2 separate regions of the Homo sapiens genome follow, and region 2 is linked to region 1. A link is an interaction called in ENCODE POLR2A ChIA-PET data of the cell type or tissue named here. Cell type or tissue: MCF 10A. All regions are shown on one strand. Links, peaks and the distances in the headings refer to the core of each region. The heading gives the core; the rest is flanking DNA. Region 1 overlaps DIAPH3 (diaphanous related formin 3). Region 2 overlaps DIAPH3 (diaphanous related formin 3).

What was found. ChIA-PET counts read pairs that join two places held together with the same protein. Peaks named below come from ENCODE experiments on the same cell type or tissue, not always from the same donor. Only the 100,000 strongest peaks of a DNase experiment are listed, where the experiment ranks them.
Region 2: POLR2A ChIA-PET joins it to region 1 with 6 read pairs; 3 of 35 experiments call an interaction of 5 or more read pairs at or near these places.

The regions. Positions count from the first base shown.
Region 1 is chr13:60,000,874-60,003,799 of GRCh38, forward strand. The region is part of intron 9 of DIAPH3 (diaphanous related formin 3); the gene reads right to left. Among named protein-coding and RNA genes, the nearest start is that of DIAPH3-AS1, 10 kb to the right of the region's middle. In MCF 10A, for the core only: no CTCF peak of the experiment used is centred there; a DNase peak (open chromatin) is centred at 1,178.
Region 2 is chr13:59,883,762-59,886,687 of GRCh38, forward strand. All of the region lies in intron 20 of DIAPH3 (diaphanous related formin 3), which reads right to left. Among named protein-coding and RNA genes, the nearest start is that of DIAPH3-AS1, 130 kb to the right of the region's middle. In MCF 10A, for the core only: no CTCF peak of the experiment used is centred there; no DNase peak of the experiment used is centred there.

The DNA of each region.
Region 1 (2,926 bases), core at 160-2,659:
TTTCATTCCATTCAATCTACATCCAAGATAAAACCAATGTATAGGAACAACATTAGAAGAACCGGGCTAAAGGAAAAGTAGCCAAGGTGACACTAGGAGATTTGTGGTCTTCTGTCTGTTGCAAGACAATTCTCCCTGGGTCTCTCATATTTCATTTCCACTTGTATTGCAAGTAAAGACATTGATGGTCTTTGATCTAGATGCTCTTCAAGGATGTGTGTATACAAAACAATCTTGGAAAACAGCATATCTCTCCAGAGCAAAGAGCAGGCTCACTTCATGTCTAGTATAATAAAGATAATGTCTTTTAGAGCAAAGTGCAGGCAAGTTCAAAGTTCCTCTCCTACAGCACATCCTGCCATTTACCACCAGAAAGTTCTGACCATGATTTGATTACCATTACCTACACTTTACTAAGAGGTCAATCAGAATAGATCCAGCTCCTGCATCTCCCATGCAAAACATCTTCCCTTCTCTCTGGATGTCAACCCCATTCCAACTCCCATAACTGTAGCTCAGTCATTCTGTGGAGTGGGTGAATGGCACTGACAAAAAGGAATAAGTTGGACTGACTGTCTTCAGACAGTCCCTCCAAAAATTGTTAGACTTAATTATTTCCTGAACCAAGAACTGTAAAATTTATCAGCCACCTGGAAGCCAAGTTGAAAGCTCTGCCACCCTGTAGTCCCTTAACTAATAAAGTTCCTATTTGGGTAGTCCCAACAACTACAAACAACACTTTCCTTCCAGGAGCACCATGTACACCTTTCAAGACTATTTATCTTATGTGAAAGACAGGCATTAACTTGCCTCTCTCTTCAAAAACACCATGACTTGAACCCTACAGGTATGATCATAAGAAATGTTCAAGTGTTTAAAGAAATGCCACCAGTATGTCATGCAACTCTTAGGCAACTATGGAGTTCTCTCCAAATGGAAGCTATGCTTAGTTACTCTGGGGAGCTTCCTGGAGAAAAAAACTGACTTACTATGTGTACTCTGCAGGCAGTTATCCCTACAATGGGAAGTGGTAAAAAATCTGTGCCTGATTTCAGCTAAAGTGATCAGTGACACCACATCAGCCCTGGGAGGCAATCAGGTCAGCTTCAACTCACTGACCAGGATTGTTATGAAGAAAGAATTGTCCTAGACTTCTTTGCTGAACAAGGGGAAGTTTGCGCAATCACTAACACATCATACTGTATCTGAATTAACACCTCGGGCCAAGTGGAAAGATGAATCAAAAAATTTAAAAAGAAAGCCACCTGGTGTTCTAAGGTAGACTCTGATGATTTACTGGATTATGGGATTTGTTCAGCTGACTAGATCTGGGACCTGGAAGGCAGGACTGAGGCAAATACTTCAGACAGGACTCATTCTGCTGCCCACAGTCTCTCCTGAACTTAATTAAGTATGCTATGAAACAAACTGAACAGATTTCATCATAGCCTGTATCAATCAGATCAATTACAGTCATTGCTGCCCATAATATAAAAGTAATATTCCCTATGCTCAAGGTTTCTCTCCTAAAACACAACCCACTGCAACTGGCAGTATTCACATTACACTATGAGTGTCACAATATGGGCTTTGGGACTGACACAAAGCTGATACTCAGCCTACTGCTATTGCTGTGAGCAATAAAATCCTTTGTTTTTAACCTAGGAGTTCACGTCTTTTGACAGCACCAATAGAACTATGACAGACTAACATGTCAGTTTACAAGTGGCAGATCGTCTAAGACCATTCATGTTCCTGACCCTCCCATCAGCAACTTCATGGGTACTGGATCAGGGAGAAACCACAGGAAAAGGAAGTTACAGCATTCTATCACTGCAGACCTGAGGACATATACACAGAAGAAGAACCAAATATCCACCCAAAATGCTCTAGGATTCCCATGTTTTGGTTCCCTTCCAAAAATATATCACAATTCAATCAGTCGTATGACCAACAGCAAGGGTTTCAACAAACTCTTTGAAATCTAGAAAATGCTCTTGATACTCCAGGAAAGTATGACCCTGACAAGAGTAGACAGAAGACACAGAAAGGAAAAGAAAAAGAGGAGAGAAATAAAAATAACAGAAGATTAAAGGACGGCAGAAACTAGAGATTGGTTAACCAATACTTATCCCAGTCCTTTTCTACTAAGGAAAAACTGGCCAACATGAGGGACAAGCACACACATGAACAATGGACACTACGATGGAGGGTTTGGTTCTCCTGGGGCAACTGTGGCAGAAGGCTGTCTGTCCCTGGTGTCACAAGTGCTGACCACAGCAGAGAGTTGGGAGTGGCACTTCCATTAGAGCATTGCTGTGATACAGTGCAGCGTATCTTCTGTATTACTTCTAGCTACAGACCACCCACATGATTCCCTGGGCCTACCAGAAATTTTGTAAGGTAGGTACAAAATTTGTGAAGTAATTAATTGATATAGGCTATGATGAAATCTGTTCAATTTGTTTCATAGCATATTTAATTTTGTAATAACATTTTCTGCTTAAATTACCCAGAGTGATTATGTTGCTTGCAGCTGAGAAACCCTGTCTGATGTTTGAAAAAAAAGTAATGTATGCTTATTTTAAGTCCTAGATTTATATTTGTACTTTCTTTCCTGATAATATATATGTATGTGTGTATACATATATATATAGATATATCTATCTATCTATATATAGATAGATAGATAGATATAGATATATATATATTTTTTATGAGATGGAGTCTTGCTCTGTCAGCCAGGCTGGAGTGCAGTGGCGCGATCTCGGCTCACTGCAAGCACCGCCTCCTGGGTTCACGCCATTCTCCTGCCTCAGCCTCCCGAGTAGCTGGGACTATAGGCACCCACCAACACGCAAGGCAATTTTTTTTTTCTTTGTATTTTTAGTAGAGACGGGGTTTCACCAGGTTAGCCAGGATGGTC
Region 2 (2,926 bases), core at 116-2,615, 120 kb before region 1:
CTGGAACTCAAGCTTCCTCTGCTATGTTTTCTAGTAGGTAAGAATGAACTTTAATTTCTTCACAGTAGTTATCAAGTAACACCCTGCAATGAGCTCTGCCTGCCACCTGTACTATCTCAATATTTCTTACCTTCCTCCTTAATATACCCAACTACCTCCTATTGTGCTGAATCTTTAATACTTTTTCAGATCTACTTTTGTTGTCTCTCCACATCAGGGATCCCACACCAGTAACTGTTAGAAAACAGGCTGCATAGTAGGAGGTGAGCAGCGGGCCTGAGCGAGCAGGTGAAGCTTCATCTGTATTTATAGCTGCTCCCTATTGCTTGCATTACCACCTGAGCTTGACCTCCTGTGAGATCAGTAGTGACATTAGATTCTCATAGGAGCGAGAACCCTGTTGTGAACTATGCACGCAAAAGATCTAGGTTGCATGCTCCTTATGAGAATCTAATGCCTGGATGATCTGTCGCTGTCTCCTATCACCCTCAGATGGGTCCATTTAGTTGCAGGAAAACAAGCTCAGGGCTCCCACTGATTCTACATTATGGTGAGTTGTATAATTATTTCATTATATAGTACAATGTAATAATAGAAATAAATGCACAATAAATGTAATATGGTTGAATCATCCCAAAACCATCCCCCTGCCATCTATGAAAAAAGTGTCTTCCATGAAACCATTCACTGGTGCTAAAAAGGTTGAGGACTGCTGCTCCACACTACACTCTCCACTCATACTCTCCTATTAGCTAATTCTTCAGTTCTCTATGGGAGAGGTATGATAAGCAAGAAGAATGTGAAAAAACAAATGCAGTTTTATGAAAGACAAGAGAAAATACTTTGAGAAAGTAATGTGATCTAATACATCACAGAATTAAGACACTAGAGAAAAAATTTTTGAGCTTGATTTTTCTAATGATATAAAAAATATCTTTCATTGTTAACAGACCAATATGTTCATGATCTCCAGAATTCTCAGAAAAAAACACAAGTTCATTTCACTTGGAGAAAGGCTTCAAAAAAAAAAAAAAAGCTATTCAAGTGACTTATGCCTGAGGTAATACTCAGAATATCAAAACTGTTTTTAAAATAAATGTACTCTTACGATATTAAAGCTGCTATGCTAAAGTTATTTAAGAAAACTATACAAAAACAAAGTACATATGGTATAATTTTTACATATTTCATAGGAGAAAGGTAAAGCCAAGGCTTGTACAAAAATATTAAAAGGCTAAAATGTATATTCCTCCACTTAGTCAAGAAATAAACAATTGGCTATAGACATTAGAGACTGCTGCACCTTTGTTTATAAATCCTTATCAATTCTGGATCACTAAGGATTTCACAGGAGGTCCAAATGAGTTCTGAAGATACTCAGGATCATCAAGTGGTAAAGCTATGATTGGTAAAGCTAAAGAACAAAGAGACTTCCTATTTAATTTGGCAGTCTCAGCACACAGTCTTAACACATAAGTTTCATATCTCTTGAATTAAAAAGCTGGCATAAACCCCAGAATCATATTAGTGTCTTAAATTCATTCATGCCCGCTTCCAGACAATCCCCATCCCATCGTAGAAAACCAGTGTTTTGATTTCAATCACTATAGCTTAGTTTTGCCTGTTCTTGAAATTTATATTAATGAAACTATACGGTAAACAGTTTATATAGCTGGCTTCTTTCACTAAAAAAAAAAAAAAAAAAAAAAGACTGAGATTTATACACACGTTGTATAATTCAGTACTTTGTTCCTTTTTATTAATAGATTTCCATGCAAGAATATACCAAAATTTGTGTATCTACTTTCCTGCTGATGGACTTTCCCCCCAACCCACCCCAGTTTGGAGCTATGTAGTGAGTTGAATTGAACAGAGACCCACAAAAGGTATGTCTAAATCCTAACCTCTGCTACCTTGAATGTGATCATATTTGGAAACAGTTTTAGCATACGTAATTAAATTAAGAATCTCAAGATGAAATCATCCTGGATTTAGGGTGAGCCCTAGACTGGAGTGATACATCTACCCAGAAACGCCAAGGATCGTGAGTAGATTAATGAAGCTAGCAGAGTGGTATGGATCAGATTCTCACTCAGAGACTCTGGAAGAAAGGAACCCTACCAATGCCTTCATTTATGACTTCTGGACCCCAGAAATGTGATAGCATAAATCTCTGTTGTTTTAAGCCACCAAGATCGTAGACATTTGTGGCGGCAACCCTAAGAAACTAATACAGGCTATTTTAATACTTTCGTATGAGTGTTTTCATTTCTATTAAATTAGTAAAAAATATAGTACAAATGTATACCTAACCTAAAACATTGCCAAAGTGTTTTTGCAAAGTAGGTTATATGATTTTATATTCCTTTTACCAACTTATGTTTTATTCTAGTTATCTTTTATCTTTTCATGTTTAGGTCCGTACTCCATTCCTCTAATTATTCAGTAAGGTGTGATGCAGGAGTTGAGATTCATTTTAGTCCCTAAGATGTATAGACTTTACAAAACTATTTGATACAAAGAACATCATTGAATATCAAATGATGGTATTTTTGTGGGTCTATTTCTAACCTTCTAGAAAGCTTAGTTGTATATCCTTAAGCCAAAACTTTTGCCTTGATGTTAAATCAGTAGTTTAGGTCCACCAAGTTTGTTGTTCTTTAAAATTGGTTTTCTATATTCTATGTCCTTTGCATACCATATGAATTTTAGAAATCATTTGTCAATTTCTATAATAAAACCTGCTGAGATTTTGATTGGGAATGTGTGAAATTCCTAGGTCATGTGAGGGAGAAATGAAATCTTAACAATACCAACTCTTCCAGTCTATAAGCATAATAAATACCATTTCTTTACAACTTCTTTCATTTCTCTCAGCAATATCTTACAGTTTTCAGTAGAAAATCTGCACATATTTAGTGAAATG